2 separate regions of the Homo sapiens genome follow, and region 1 is linked to region 2. Evidence: read pairs that join two places in POLR2A ChIA-PET (ENCODE). Cell type or tissue: PC-9. All regions are shown on one strand.

What was found. Peaks named below come from ENCODE experiments on the same cell type or tissue, not always from the same donor. Only the 100,000 strongest peaks of a DNase experiment are listed, where the experiment ranks them.
Region 1: POLR2A ChIA-PET joins it to region 2 with 19 read pairs; 2 of 35 experiments call an interaction of 5 or more read pairs at or near these places.

Annotation. Positions count from the first base shown.
Region 1 is chr16:3,759,322-3,767,321 of GRCh38, forward strand. The region is part of intron 16 of CREBBP (CREB binding lysine acetyltransferase); the gene reads right to left. Among named protein-coding and RNA genes, the nearest start is that of TRAP1, 46 kb to the left of the region's middle. In PC-9, no CTCF peak of the experiment used is centred here; no DNase peak of the experiment used is centred here.
Region 2 is chr16:4,017,761-4,025,760 of GRCh38, forward strand. The region is part of intron 2 of ADCY9 (adenylate cyclase 9); the gene reads right to left. Among named protein-coding and RNA genes, the nearest start is that of TRIDDENT, 71 kb to the left of the region's middle. RefSeq lists enhancers at 7,296-7,797, 7,798-8,000. In PC-9, no CTCF peak of the experiment used is centred here; a DNase peak (open chromatin) is centred at 3,521.

The DNA.
Region 1 (8,000 bases), 260 kb before region 2:
CTCACACATGTAATCCCAGCACTTTGGGAGACTGAGGAGGGCGGATCACCTGAGGTCAGGAGTTCAAGACCAGCCTGACCAACGTAGTGAAACCTCGTCTCTACTAAACACAAATTTAGCCTGGTGTGTGTCGGGGGTTCCTATAAGCCCCGCTACTCGAGAGGGTGAGAAAGGAAAATTGCTTGAACCCAGGAGACGGAGGTTGCAGTGAGCCGAGATTGCGCCACTGCACTCCAGCCTGGACAACAAGAGCAAAACTCTGTCTCCAAAAAAAAAAGACCATTTCATTGGAAGGGACCTTAAAAGATCCTCTGAGTAAAGTTTTTTATCCTTGGCTAAATTAAATTCAGGCCACTGGAGACAAACGGTTTTGAATCTCATAAATGTAAACAGTAATAGAGCTACAAAATAAAGCATTTTTATAAAAAGTTCCATATTGCTTACTCCCACATTTACTAATGCCAATTTCTCCAACCCCTCAGACACCTTACTGCCTACTACACTCTCTGTTTTCACTAATACAAACATAAAATACTGGCTGCCAAATACATTCAAGATGGTACATTCATACAAACCCTCAACAAGTATGGGAACAGGTGCCAGGGAAGCTGTTCGGTGTGGGAGGCCGGCCAGTCAGCAGTCAGCGTGTCACGACCCCACCTGGCTCATGTTCACTCACACAGAGAAGAAACTGGAGGCAAAGATGTCTCAGGCATTCTGATGCCTTAGCTTATAAGTGATGTATTTTTTCTTGGTGTTCTTTAATTTTTAATTAAATTATTATTTTTGAGACAAGGTCGCACTCTGTTGCCCAGGTTGGGGGACAATGGCATCATCTCAGCTCACTGCAGCTTCAACCTCCCAGGCTCAAGCCATCCTCCTGCCTCAGCCTCAGGAGTAACTGGGACTACAGGTGTGTGCTACCATGCCTGACTCATTTTTAAATTTTTTATGGAGATGAGGTCTCACTATGTTGTCCAAGCTGGTCTCGAACTCCTGAGCTCAAGCGCTCCCCCTGCCTCAGCCTTCCAAAGTGCTGAGATTACGGGCACTAAGCTATCATGCCCAGGTTTTTTTTTTTTTTTTTTTTTTTTTTTTTGAGACAGAGTCTTGCTCTGTCACCCAGGCTGGAGTGCAGTGGTACGATCTCGGCTCACAGCAACCTCAGCCTCCTGAATTCAAGTGATTCTCCTGCCTCAGCCTCCCGAGTAGCTGGGATTACAGGTGCCCACCACCACGCCCAGCTGATTTTTGTAATTTTTAGTAGAAGATGGGTTTCATCATGTTGGCCAGGTTGGTCTCAAACTCTTGATCTCAAATGATCTACCCGCCCTGGCCTTCCAAAGTGCTGGGATTACAGGCATGAGCCACTGTACCCAGCCATCATGCCCATCTCATTTTATATTTTTAGAGACAGAGTCTTGCTCCAACGCCCAGGCTGGAGGGCAATGTAGTGGCGCCATCATAGCCACTGTAGCTGCAAACTCCTGGGCTCAAGTGATCTTGTCATATCACTATGTTGCCCAGGCTGGTATTGAACTCTCGGCCTCAAGTGATTCTCCTGCCTCAGCCTCTCAAAGCAATAACATTATAGGTGTGAGCCACTGGGCCTGGTCTGTTTTTTGTATCTTGAAAAGATTTGTTTTTTTTGAGACGGAGTTTCACTCTTGTTGTCTAGGCTGGAGTGCAATGGCGTGATCTTGGCTCACTGCAATCTCCGCCTCCCGGGTTCAAGCGATTCTCCTGCCTCAGCCTTCCGAGTAGTTGGGATTACAGGCATGCACCACCACACCCAGCTAATTTTGTATTTTTAGTAGAGACTGGGTTTCTCCATGTTGGTCAGGCTGGTCTCGAACTCCTGACCTCAGGTGATGTGATCTGCTTGCCTCAGCCTCCCAAAGTGCTGGGATTACAGGTGTGAGCCACCATGCCCGGCTGAAAAGATTTCTTACAACAGGTAAGTGGTAAACTGTAATTTAAAAATCAGATTAAAATATGGTAAACATTTAAAGTTCCAGTTGGGAAGCGGCAAGCATCAGGTACATGGACCTGCCATCAATTCTGTGTGGGGTGGGGATGGTCTAACTTGACAAATTCTGGAAAGCGTCATCTGATTCCTAACTGGTGAAAGCAAAAGTTAAAAGTTGGAAGGAAAAACCCATGTGTTTAACAGGCTCACTTTAGAGATGAAAACAGGCGCACCAAGAACATGCCTCAGGGCTCATTTCCATCAAAGCCCAGGATACAGACTCTTGACCAACCTCCGCAGACACCGCCTCCTCTCCAGGGCACGTGGCTGCTTCAGACCTCTGACAGCAGCCTGAGGTCCGGGCAACCAGGTAAAAACCCCGACGCAGCACTCCCCACGCACACGGTCCCCAGCACTTGAAGGTGCAAAGGCCTGGTCCAGGGTGCAGACGTGCCCTTCACAGTGGGAAGCGTCGGAAACACACAGCCTTGCTTCCTACTAACTCCTTTCTTCTGTTTTATGCACAGACGAAGCAGCATTTGCTAGTCTTTGAATAACTTTTTATGAGAAAACAATTATGTAACAAATAGCCTTTTGATTTCTCTGAATGAGGGGTTGGCAAATTATGACCAAGAGGCCAAATGTGGCCAGCTGCTTGCTTTTCTGTATGGCCCAAGAGCTAACAATGGATTTCACATTGTTTAATGTTTGGCAGAAGAAAAAGAAAAGAATACTATTTCATGACATGTGAAAATCACACAAAATTCAAGTGTTAGTCTCCAAAAATACAGCTTTATTGGCACATAGCTGTGCTCATTCGTTTATATAGGATCTGTAGCTGCCTCCGTGCCACAGTGGCAGCACTGAGGAGTGGTAACAGAGGCCTCAGGACGCACAAAGCCCACAGCGTGGATCACTGGGCCTCTGCACGGAGAAGGCCTGCAGACCCTGTCACCGCCCCAGTGGTAATCGGGAGTGACAGGGCCTGAAACAAGTGTCACTTTGGTTGATCATTTATTCATTCATTAAATAACTATTCAAATTCCGTGCTGAGGAGAGCATTTTCTTTCCTTTTTTTTTTTTTTTTTTTTGAGATGGAGTCTCGCGCTGTCACCCAGGCTGGAGTGCAGTGGTGCAATCTCGGCCCCCAAAGTGCTGGGATTACAGGCGTGAGCCACGGTGCCTGGCCGAGGAGAGCATTTTCAGACTCCTGTCTTCACCAGCACCTTTCTGTAAGAAGATCCCATATGTGCAGAAGTGAAGTCAGGAGTGTATGTGAACTGCGCCGCTCCCCTCCTCTGGCCCGAGGACCTGCTCCACGCGGCAGGGCTGTTGCAGCGCACCAGCATCTCCCAAAAACGCGGCTCTCGAGCCCTTGGAGGCTGCTGTCTCATATCGCAGTCCCCAGCCCCTGTGACTACTGAAATTTTACCAAACGAATAATATTACAAAAAATAAAAAACTCAGTTCCTCGGTCACCCTGGTCACATTTTTATTTTTTTGAGACGGAGTCTTGCTCTGTCGCCCAGGCTGGAGTGCAGTGGCGCGATCTCGGCTCACTGCAAGCTCCGCCTCCCAGGTTCATGCCATTCTCCTGCCTCAGCCTCCCGAGTCGCTGGGACTACAGGCGCCTGTCACCATGGCCGGCTAATTTTTTGTACTTTTAGTAGAGACAGGGTTTCACTGTATTAGCCAGGATGGTCTCGATCTCCCGACCTCGTGATCCGCCCGCCTCGGCCTCCCAAAGTGCTGTGATTATAGGGGTGAGCCACCACGCCCGGCCACCCTGGTCACATTTTAGGTGCTCAAGTTATAGCACTGCCCTAGGCCCTTCTATGTGCTGTAAGATGAAAACTATTTCACCAAAACTGAAACCAATTTTTTTTTTTTTTTTGAGACGAGGTCTTCTGGAGTGCAGTAGCGTAATCACAGCCCACTGCATGCAAACTTGACCTCCTAGGCTCAAGCAACCCTCCTAATTCAGCCTCATGAGTAGCATGAGGGACTATAAGCATGCACCACCATAACCAGCTATTTTCTTATTTTTTTCTACAGAGACAGGGTCTCACCATGTTGCCCAGGCTGGTCTTGAACTCTGGGCCTCAAGTGATCTTCCCACCTCAGCCTCCAAAAGTGCTGGAGTTGCAGGTGTGAACCCCAAAGCCCAGCCTGAAACAATTTTGTTTTGAGACGAAGTTTCTCTCTTGTTGCCCAGGCTGGAGTGCAATGGCACGATCTCAGCTCACTGCAACCTCTGCCGCCTCCTGGGTTCAAGTGATTCTTCTGCCTCAGCCTCCTGAGTAGTTGGGATTACAGGCATGCGCCACCAGGCCCGACTAATTTTTGTATTTTTAGTAGAGACGGGGTTTCGCCATGTTGGCCAGGCTGGTCTGGAACTCCTGACCTCAGGTGATCCACCCGCCTCAGCTTCCCAAAGTGTTGGGATTACAGGTGTGAGCCACTGCGCCCGGCCTGAAACAATTTTTATAACACTAAATTATCATTTGCCTTTTGCACTATGTTGGACATCTGCACAGATGGGAAAAAAGCAATCTTTTTTTTTTTTTTTTTTGAGAAGGAGTCTCACTCTGTTGCCCAGGCTGGAGTGCAGTGGCATAATCTCGGCTCACTGCAGCCTCCACCTCCTGGGTTCAAGTGATTCTCCTGCCTCAGCCTTCCGAGTAGCTGGGACTACAGGCGCATGCTGCCACACCCAGCTAAAAAGCAAAAACAAAGGAAAAGAAAGCCAACATCACCAAACTCTACTGTTATCACACACACTGCTGCTGCTGTACAGTCACAAGAAAAAAAATACCAGCCATGCTTAAGAAAATTTGTTTAAAATTTTTCTTCTTTTTTTTGGGTAGAGATGGGTTCTTGCTATGTTGCCCAGGCTGGCTTGAACTCCTGGCCTCAAGTATTCCTCCTGCCTTAGCCTCCCAAAGTCCTTGGATTATAGGCATGAGCCACTGCTCCCAGCCAAGAAAAAATATTCTTTATTTTTAAGACAGGGTCTCACTCTCTCATCCAGGCTAGAACGCACTGGCACAATCATGGTTCACTACAGCCTCAACCTCCTGGGCTCAAGCAATCTTCCCACCTCAGCCTCCTGAGCCATTGGGACTACAGGTGCACCACCACACCTGGCTAATTTTTAAACTGTTTTGTAGAGACAGGGTCTCACTACGTTGCCCAGGCTGGTCTTGAACGCCTGGCCATAAGTAATCCTCCTGTGTTCGCCTCCCAAAGTGCTGGGATTATAGGTGGGAGCCACTGTGTCCACTCATTTCTTAATTAATTAATTTATTTTTGAGATAGGGCCTTGCTCTGTTGTCCAGGCTGGAGTCCAACAGTGGCATCACAGCTTGCTGCAGCCTTGGACCCCTGAGCTCAAGTGATCCTGCTGCCTCAGCCTCCTGAGTAGCCAGGACTACAGGCATGCACCACCACACTTGGCTGATTTTTAATTTTTTGTAGAGACAGGGTCTTACTATGTTGCCCAGGCTAGTCTTGAACTCCTGGCTTCAAGTGATCCTCCCACTTTGGCCTTCCAAAGTGCTGAGATTACAGATGTGAGCCACCACACCTGGCTGAAAAAATATTCTTGATGAGATAGTAAAAAGTATTCCTTGTATTAAATCTTAAGCGTTTGGTACATGTGTGTGGTTTTTTTTTTTGTTTTGTTTTTGTTTTTGTTTTTGTTTTTTGAGACGGCGTCTCGCTCTGTCTCCCAGGCTGGAGTGCAGTATCTCGGCTCACTACAAGCTCTGCCTCCTGGGTTCACACCATTCTCCTGCCTCAGCCTCCCGAGCAGCTGGGACTACAGGCGCCCGCCACCACGCCCGCATAATTTTTTGTATTTTGTTTAGTAGAGACGGGGTTTCACCGTATTAGCCAGGATGGTCCTGATCTGCTGACCTCGTGATCTGCCTGCCTTGGCCTCCGAAAGTGCGGGGATTACAGGTGTGAGGCACCGCGTCTGGCCGCCTGGTACATGTCTTTTATTCTGTGTGATGAAACATTCTGCCTATCTCCTCACACAGAATAAAAGATGTGCGCTGCATAGGCACAGTGGCCACATCAGGAGGCAGTACTTGGGCAAGTGTTGGAATTTACAGCTGAAGTAGCTGCTTGCCCTCGTGGAGCACATTAAAACTTTCAGGAATGACTGAGAGATAAGCTATAGTTACTAAGCTCTGGTTATATGTCAGACATTTTCTCAGAAATGAACAAAGAGGGCCAGTTACTTCAAGGACAACTGACAGTATTTGTTGCCAATGCTAAAATTTGGGCTTTCATAAAAAAATCAAATGCTTTGGAAAACTTGTACATGGGCTTCACAGCTTCTCAAAATTTATTATTAGTATTATTTTTTGAGACAGGGCCTCACTCTGTCACTTAGGCTGGAGTACAGTGACATGATCAAGGCTCAGTGCATCTTTGACCTCCCAGGCTCAGGTGATTCTCCCACCTCAACCTCTCGAGTAGCTGCAGCTACAGGCATGCACTACCATACCCAGCTAATTTTTTTTTAATAGAGATTAGGTTTCGCCATGTTGCCTAGGCTGCTCTCGAACTCCTGAGCTCCAGGCTAGAGTGCAGTGGTGCAATCATAGACCCTGAATTCCTGGGCTCAAGCAATCCTTCCCCCTCAGCCTCCCAAAATGCTGAGATTACGGGTGTGAGCCACCATGCACGCCCTGCTTTTCTAAGTTGGTAAGACTTGTTTGAAGAGACTGATGGTGGTATTAACAAATGTTGATTTTTTTTTGACACTGTATAGTGAAATATGTCAACATATGGAAAATCTGCAGAACTTAAGTGTCAATTGAAAAAAAAATCATGCAAGCACAAAAGATCCATTCCAAGTACAAGATGGATCAATGGATTCTAATGTCACAGACTATGAAAAATCCAGTGCTATAGATTCTGGTTCAATGTCGCAACTAACCTTTAAGAAACCTTCACTGGCTGAATTTTGGTATAGTATCAAAGAATATCCACAATCAGCTGAAAGGGCTACGAAAATACTTCTCCCTTTACCAACTACAGGATTTTCTTCATACACTTCAACCAAAATAACCAATCACAACACAGTAAATGCAGAGGCAGATACCCTTAATAACGCCACTATTCTTACTTATTTTTGTTTTGGAAAAATTGTTTTTCATATAAATGTTTTCTATGGGTGCCATGTAACAGACTATTTTAAATGAACTAAATATTTAAAAATTTTTCTCTTTTTTTTTTTCAGACAACAATCTCACTTTTGTCTCCCAGGCTAGAGTGCAGTGATGTGATCTGGGCTCACTGCAGCCTCAAACTCCTAGGCTCAGGCAATCCTGCCGCTTCCGCTTCTCGAGCAGCTAGAATTATAGGCGTGCACCACCACACTTAGCTAGTTTTATTTTAGTTTTGTAGAGATGGAGCCTTGCTATGTTGCTCAGGCTGGTTTTGAACTCCCAGCATCAAGCAAGCCTCCCATCTCAGCCTCCCAAAGTGCTGGGATTACAGGTGTAAGCCACTGTACTCAAATTTCTCAACTTTAGTTTCCAGTAGAGTAAGCAATGATAGATAATCCACACAACAACTCTCTGGGGCCCTCAATTTCTAAGAGTATAAAGAGCCCTGAGATTCACTGTACTCCACACTCTCCAGGGTCCCTTCCAGCTGCAGAGTAACATGGTCTCAGTCTCTAACATTTCTCTGCAATCTTTCCCAAAAGTGTCATCTGCAGCCTTGGACTTTCTGAGTCCTGTCTCCCATTTCTAAGGTTCACTTGACAATTTTCTGATACCCTGTTATCTCTTTACTGTGGATACATCTCAAATGGATTCCATCCAACTTCCACTGTGAGGCGGGCTTACCTCACACATCTCAGACCCCAAAGATGCCTAACCTACCCCTCCCCCATGTCTCACTACACAGGGTCCCTAGGCGCCACCCTGCCCCTCACTCTGCATGCTCAGCTTCCTCACTGCACCTGCAGAAACCTTCTGCCTCCAAGTCACCCTGTGCTGTCATAATGACC
Region 2 (8,000 bases):
TGGGAGAGATTAAATAAAACAAAACAAAAGAAAATTTGACCTTCATGAAATAGCTCCAAGAATCATCCAATTTGCAGCTCTCACTATTGTAGTCCAACCTAAAAACGCCGGGCCGACACCCACATTGTCTTCTTCGAGCACAAACACACTTCTCCTGCAGCAGGTGTAGCCCGCACAGCATGGTGAGCCCAGCCACACCCGCACGCCAGACGCTTGGCCACAGAAACGCAGAAGCGGCCACTGTCCTTGCCTGGAACACAGATGGGCCTTTTCATCCAGGAGGAGATTTACTTGCAAAGGCATTTTCTTCTGACCCACAGGTGGTTATACCTGCACTGACACCTCCTGTGGGCATCTTCAGCTGGAAGAAAGGCCACCGAGGCTGCGGAGCCACCTCGCCTGTAAACATCATATCATGCAAAGGAAAAGCTCTAAGTTGCGGAATATTCTTCTCTTTTTTTTTTTTTTTTTGAGATGGAGTCTCGCTCTGTTGCCCAGGCAGGAGTGCAGTGGCATGATCTCGGCTCACTGCAACCTCTGCCTCCCGGGTTCAAGCAATTCTCTTCCACAGCCTCCTGAGTAGCTGGGATTACAGGCACCTGCCACCATGCCCGGCTAATTTTTGTGTTTTTAGTACAGTTGGGGTTTCACCATGTTGGCCAGGCTGGTCTTGAACTCCTGACCTCAAGTGATCCACCCGCCTCGGCCTCCCAAAGTGCTGGAATTACAGGCGTGAGCCACCGCGCCCGGCTGATGCTGAACATGCGTGACTAACCTTCCGCGGGAGCAGTCATGCCGCTGCCTTCACCACCTGTTGCTTCTGGGAAATGTGGATCCAGGCTGCTGGCTCTCTCCCAGATCGTATCTGCAGCACAGGCACATGCTTGCTGTGAATTTCCACACTTGTCAGATCACCCGGTTTTCAACTTGTTTTCTAGTTTTCTCTCTTTTGAAGAGTATTTTGCACACTGGCTGGGGCAGAGGCTGACAGTTTCCCAGACTGTGTTTTCTTGTTTACAGAGCACATGCAGACTTGTTCGAGTCATCTAACGGAGAAACCCAAAAACCTCCATTTTCTCCTGAGATATCTCTGCTATCTCTAATTTCACTTCAGCAGCACTGGTGGCTGAAATACTATGGACTATGTATTTCGGACTTCCTTTTTCTGAACTTTTCTGGAAGAATCGCAGTTGTGTGTGTGTGTGTGTGTTTTGTTTTGTTTTGTTTTTTTAAGAGAAAAGGTCTTTCTCTGTCACCCAGGCTGCAGTGCAGTGGCATGATCACGGCTCACTGCAGCCTCGACGTCCTGGGCTCAAGTGATCCTCCCACCTCATCTTCCCAAGTAGCTGGGATGACAGGTGTGCACCACCAAGCCCACCTTCTTTTAAAAAAAAATTTTTTTTTAAAGATGGAATCTCACTATGTTGCCCAGGCTGGGCTTGAACTCCTGGCCTGAAGTGATCCTCCGGCCTCAGCCTGCCAAAGTGCTGGAATTACAGGCATGAACCACCATGCCCAGACTCAGGTATTTATTAATAACCTCAAGGTGTTGCTGCACATTCCATAAGTTGAGAGCAGGTCCACTCTGCCACCCAGGGATGTCCCAGGCTGGGCGATTTGTTCTCCCACTGCACACCATGCAACTGTCATTTATGCCTTAAGAAAATCCCATTGAAGTTGTGGACTCAATGCACAATCAAAACTGAAAGCAAAACCGAGGCAGTGAGTAGTGAGTGCCCAAGCACGAGAGGAGGGGACAAAGGCTGGGTCCCCGGCCATCAACAAACGGAGAGCTAGCTCATAAAACAGTGACCTGGAGCTTCAGTCAGCAGCCCTCACTCCCAAAAGGGGTGAGGAGTCTTCAGAAACTCCCCTGTCTTATGGCAGAAAGCTGAGCTCTGCACAGACCCTGGAAAAACCACTGTTGTCAAAGGAGAGATGGAAGTGGGCAGAAAGCCCAGGAAGGAGGGTTCCAGACTAGTGGAGGTACTAGCCTCAAACAAGACAGCTGAGTACTTAGAGAAGAAGAGATACATGCCAGGCATGGTAGCTCATGCCTATAATCCCAGCACTTTGGGAGGCCAAGGTGGAAGGATCACGTGAGGTCAAGAGTTTGAGACCAGCCTGGCCAACATGGTGAAACCCTGTCTCCACTAAAAATACAAAAATTAACCGGGCGTGGTGGCGGGAGCCTGTAATCCCAGCTACTCGGGAGGCTGAGGCATAAGAATCACTTGAACCCAGTGGGTGAAGGCTGCAGTGAGCTGAGATCGCGCCACTGCACTCCAGCCTGGGCAACACAGCAGACTCCATCTCAAAAAAAGAAAAAGAAAAAGAAAAAGAACTTTCTATGAACTTCCCGTGATGATGGGTACATCCTGTAGCCGTCCAGTTCTGTGGCCTCCAGGCACATGTGGCTACTGACCACTCGAAATGTAGCTAGTATGAACAAGGAATTAATTTTTTAATGATTTCAATTATAATTTAAATTTTAAACAGCTACATGAGGCTGGCAGCTATGTAGGAAGCAGTGAAGATCCACATCCTTCCTTATTGGTGAAAGGAATGAATTGGAAACAGAAAGTTCTTTTTTACCTTTATTAAATAAACGTGAAGTCATAAGAACTACTAAAAGAAAATGGGTGGGATAAAAGTAAAACTAAATATGAAACCAGTAAGTATTCACTGTTATTTATTATAGATGACATTTAGACGCAAATACGAGAGGGAGAGTACCCTGTATATTAATAGCAGGGATAGCCAATTACAAAGTGGAATAAGCCAGGCGTGGTGGCTCACGTCTGTAATCCCAGCACTTTGAGAGGCTGAGGCGGGTGGATCACTTGAGGCCAGGAGTTCGAGACCAGCCTGGCCAACAAGGTGAAAACCCCTCTCTACTAAAAAATATACAAAAAATTAGCTGGGCTTGGTGGCACACGTCTGTAGTCCCAGCTGCTTGGGAGGCTGAGGCAGGAGAATGGCGTGAACCCAGGAGGCGGAGCTTGCAGTGAGCTAAGATCGCGCCACTGCACTCCAGCCTGGGCGACAGAGCGAGACTCCGTCTCAAAAAAAAAAAAAGAAAGTGGAATAGAAACAGTTACTCTATCGAACAAAATAGCAGATAATGTTTTAGAATAAAGAAACAAAAGAGCTGGAAACATTTGAACGTTTTCAAAAAAAACCCTATAAGTGGGATGAGATACTGGTTCACAACTCTAATTTAGAGCCTATATAAACACATTAGCTTGACCTTGCTTGACATACATTATTTCTAAAAAATGTTTTAAATGTGAATATTTAGAAGATACACCATATTTTCTGCTTTTTATATACTATAAATTTTACTATGTGAGTTTAAAAAGTGGTTGGTAAAACACACACCCAAGCTCTCTGATCTTTCACACCCATTAAAAGCAGCACATGTATTAAACACACTGCTGCACAATGGGCGTGCCATGGGTGCTCTCCAACCGCATTGGGCTTGAATGTTTAACTAGGCCTGAAGCCACAGTGCTAACAAGATCTGGCAGAGACAGACAAGGCCACGCCGGCAGCAGGTGTTTCAGGAAAGGTATTACTCCACCATCCCTTGCGCTGAAGCCTTAGCCTCAGGCAAATTCATGAACCAGGTAGAATCTAATTCAGGTCACTTTGGCCAATCTCCACTTTCTACCAGCCTCCTCCAGGTCCCTACTGCCTCGGGAGGCCCCCTACCCACCTGCCAACCTATCCCCTCACCATCTACCGGCACCAAGTCTGTGTGAGCACACTGTAGATACACGAGCTCCGTCCCAACTCAGAGCTAGGAGAGTATCAGAGGCCAAACGCCTGCCCCCTGCTTCTGGGCTCCACCAGCAGCCTGGGAGGCCACCCCCTGCAGCTGACTCATCTGCATACTGAGACTTCCTGACACAAATGGAGGTGACAATATTCGTTCCCCCATCATATCCCAGAAATTCCCTTATTGCCGACATCCATTCTGGGTTTTTACTGCGCTTCACACGAGGACAATTCCAGGCTGAAGTGGCAGGTCCCAGCACCAGACTCCACTTCATCAGAACACTTCTGTTAGAGTCTTTGAAACGCATGAAATCCCCTTTAGGGTCCATAATAACGCCTTCTGGAAACTCGACGGCAAGCCACTCACCCTCAGCCCTATCAGACCCCATGGCTCCTTACATTTCTGTGACATACTTAATTTGCAATGTCCTCTTTTCCATCATGAAATAAAATTAAATTCATGGACAACATAACCTTTAATCACTGAGACCATAAAGGACACCTCCAGCAGCTGACTAGCCTTCCCTCAGCCACCTTTGTGCCCAGCCTAAGGGCAGGGTGGCACCGGAGCCTCCATGCTTCAAAGGTGGCCACCAGGGCCCATCCCCCTTTCCATGCTTCTCCCTGCCCAGAGAGAAACAGCCTGAGGACAGGTTAAAGACTAAATACAACCAGGCATGGTGGCTCATGCTTGTAATCCCAGCAATTTGGGAGGCCGAGGTGGGAGGATCACTTGAGGTCATGAGTTTGAGACCAGCCTGGCCAACATGGTGAAACCCCATCTCTACTAAAAACACAAAAATTAGCCAGGCCTGGTGGCCCATGCTGTAATCACAGTTCCTCAGGAGGCTGAGGCATGAGAATGGCGTGAACCCGGGAAGCGGAGCTTGCAGTGAGCCGAGATTGCACCACTGCACTCCAGCCTGGGCACCAGAGCGAGACTCCGTCTCAAAAAAAAAAAAAAAAAAAAAAAAGACTAAGACTATGCCACAATTCCGCATATGCATGTATTTATTATATACATATATGTATAAGGTACATATTTGTATGTGTATATCCGTGCATATGTGTATACCTGCAGCAATTTTTTTTAAAAGGAGAAAATAGGCCAGAGCCAGTGGCTCATGCTTGTAATCCCCGCAATTTGGGAGGCTGAAGCAGAAGGATTGCTTGAACCCAGGAATTCAAAGCCTCAGTGAGCTGTGACTGCACCATTGCACTCCAGCCTGGGTATCAGAGTAAGACCCTGTCTCTAAAATATAAATTAATAAATAAAAATTAAACGGAGAAAATTTCTTAACAACTTTTATCCTATTCATTCTTTCAACACATAATAAGCTCCTGAAATCCGTTAAGAATGAGATTAGACCTATTCTAAATCCTACTAACACCTTACATTGACTCTGTCTTATTAATCTCAGTACTGTAGTACCTGGGGGAAGGCGCAGCACCGTGGACACTCAGAAACGTCAAGAATCAAATCACATCTCTACAACGGTGGTCCATCTGCAAACAGCGTGGAGATCAAGGAAGGGCAGAACAAAGTACTGAAAGTGCTGTCATTTCTCTGGAGGGTGAATTACACAGACCAACTTTCTTCACATAATAAGAAACAAGAAGTTGTTTGTTTATGGGTTCTATGGGAGCACCCGCTGCAGGCCACGCTAGACGCTGGTGATAAAACTGTGAACATGGCGTCCATCACCTGACTCAGTGGTAGGAACCAGTGGCAGGGAGAATCCACAAGCAAGGACCCGAGTCACCAGCTGTGATTAAGAGCCAGGAAGAAAGCAAAAGCTTCCTGCAATAGAGAATACCCAACATGCGGTTTGGACAGAGTCAGGGACGTCCTTTCTGAAGAAATGAGACTGAAGTGGAGATATCACAGTGAGATGGAGGCAATTGCGGTGGTGTAGGTCTGGGGAAGGCACGAGGGATGCAGGGATCAGCATGGAAAGGACGGTCCCAGCATGCTCACGTGGCTGAAAGGTGGCAACTGTTCCCGATGCAGACTGAGGGAAGAAAGTGTGGCATGAGAGGAGGCTGGGGAGGTGGGCCAGGCCCTGGGAGCCATTAAGAGGTTTCTGCCTGGCCAGGTGCAGTGATTCACACCTGTAATCCCAGCACTTTGGGAGGCCGAGGTAGGCGGATCACTTGAGGTAAGGAGTTCGAGACCATCCTGGCTAGCATGATGAAACCCCGTGTCTACTAAAAATACAAAAATTAGCCAGGCGGGGTACATGCCTGTGATCCCAGCTACTTGGGAGGCTGAGGCACGAGCATCGCTTGAACCCAGGAGGTGGAGGCTGCAGTGGGCCGAGATTACGCCACTGCACTCCAGCCTGGGGGACGGTAGGAGACTCTGTCTCAAAACGACAAGAGGCATCTGACTTACATGCTAGGCACACACAAGAGCTCTGCAGTGTTTTAAGTAAGACAGCACACAGTTCGATTCTTTCTTATTTTGCATTTTAATTTTTTAACTTTTTTTTTTTCTCTTGAGACTGAGTCTTGCTCTGTTGCCCAGGCTGGAGTGCAATGACACAATCTCGGCTCACTGCAACCTCCGCCTCCTGGGTTCGAGTGATTCTCCTGCCTCAGCCTCCTGAGTAGCTGGGATTACAGGCACCAACCACCATGCCTGGCTAATTTTTGTATTTTTAGTAGAGACGGGGTTTCACCATGTTGGTCAGGCTCGTCTCAAAGTCCTGACCTCATGATCCGGCCACCTCAGCCTCCCAAAGTGCCGGGATTATAGGCATAAGCCACTGCACCCATCCAATTTTTTAAAACTTTTTAATTCAAACTAATGTTAATCATATAGGAAAGTTACATATACGGTACAGGGAGTTCTCATATATCCCTCGCTCCACTTCTCCTAACGTGAATGTCTTATTGTACGACGTCAAGCACAGCTTGATAATCAAGAACAGGAAATTAACTAGACGATGAACTTGATTTGAGTTTCACCAATTTTTCACCTGATTTATGTTCCAGGATCCCATCCAGGATCCCACGCGGCTGGCTGGCTCTTTTTAAAGCCTACACAGCTCTGGGTGGCGAATGGCTCCGGAGGTGTCAGGAGTAGAAGCGGGGGCTCACTCCTGGCCTTTTGCTGTGGTCCAGGCAAAAGCTGGAGTGGCCTTAGGTCAGGTTCATGATTTAAGGTCTAGGCAGAACCGACAGGATGTGAACAAAGGGAACAAGGACACTTCCTGGGTTCCTGGGTTCTGCCTTCAGTACGTGGACGGATGAGTGAGACCAGAAGAAGTAAAAGTTTAGGGGGCAAAATCAGGAGCTCAGTTCTGGACCTCCCAAGCTGAAGATGCTGGTGACACGCTCAAGCGATAGGGACAAGGAGGTGGCCATACCATGAAATCAGAAGGGAGCTCAGGGCCAGAGATCCACTGTCCATAATATCACCAGGGAGAAGACAGCAGGTGGGGAGGCCTGGGAAGCAGCCTTGGAGCTGCAATGTTTTGAACGGCCAGGGAAGTGGGCCAGCAGGGCTCTGAGGAGGGACAAAGGGGTAGGGAGGGGGGCTGGGTGTGATGGCTAAAGCCTGTAATCCCAGCACTTTGAGAGGCCGAGGCGGGTGGATCACCTGAGCTCAGGAGTTTGAGACCAGCCTGGCTAACATGGTGAAACCCCCGTCTCTATTAAAAAATATATATATACAAAAATTAGCCAGGCATGGTGGTGTATGACTGTAATCCCAGCTACTCAGGAGGCTGAGGCAGGAGAATTGCCTTGAACCCGGGAGGTGGAGGTTGCAGTGAGCGGACATTGGTGCCACTGCACTCCAGCCAGGGCAACAGAGCAAGACTCTGTCTCCAAAAAAAAAAAAAAAGAAGTGGATCACTGTGAACGCTGCAGAGAGAAGATGAGGCCACTAGCAAAGCCAGCCTGGGTTTGGCCACTGGCCACGCAAAGACTGTCAGTGACCACACCAGGGAGAGGTGCGTTTGGGCGGCGAAGAGCACAGGCCAGGCTGGCAGGTTGGTGTGCGAGTGTGTGCAAGGTGGAGAAGGCACACGCGGTCAGTCCTTTGGAGAAGTCTGGCACGAGGCCTGCCGAGGAAATGGCCCGGGGGTGTGGCAGGGCGGAGGTCCTGTGCCATGTCCTGCACTGACCAGGGCAGCCCACGGGAAGGCAGCTGCAGAGAAGGCAGAACCCGCAGCTCCAGAAGGTTTGGGGCATGACCAGCAGAGGCCAACTTC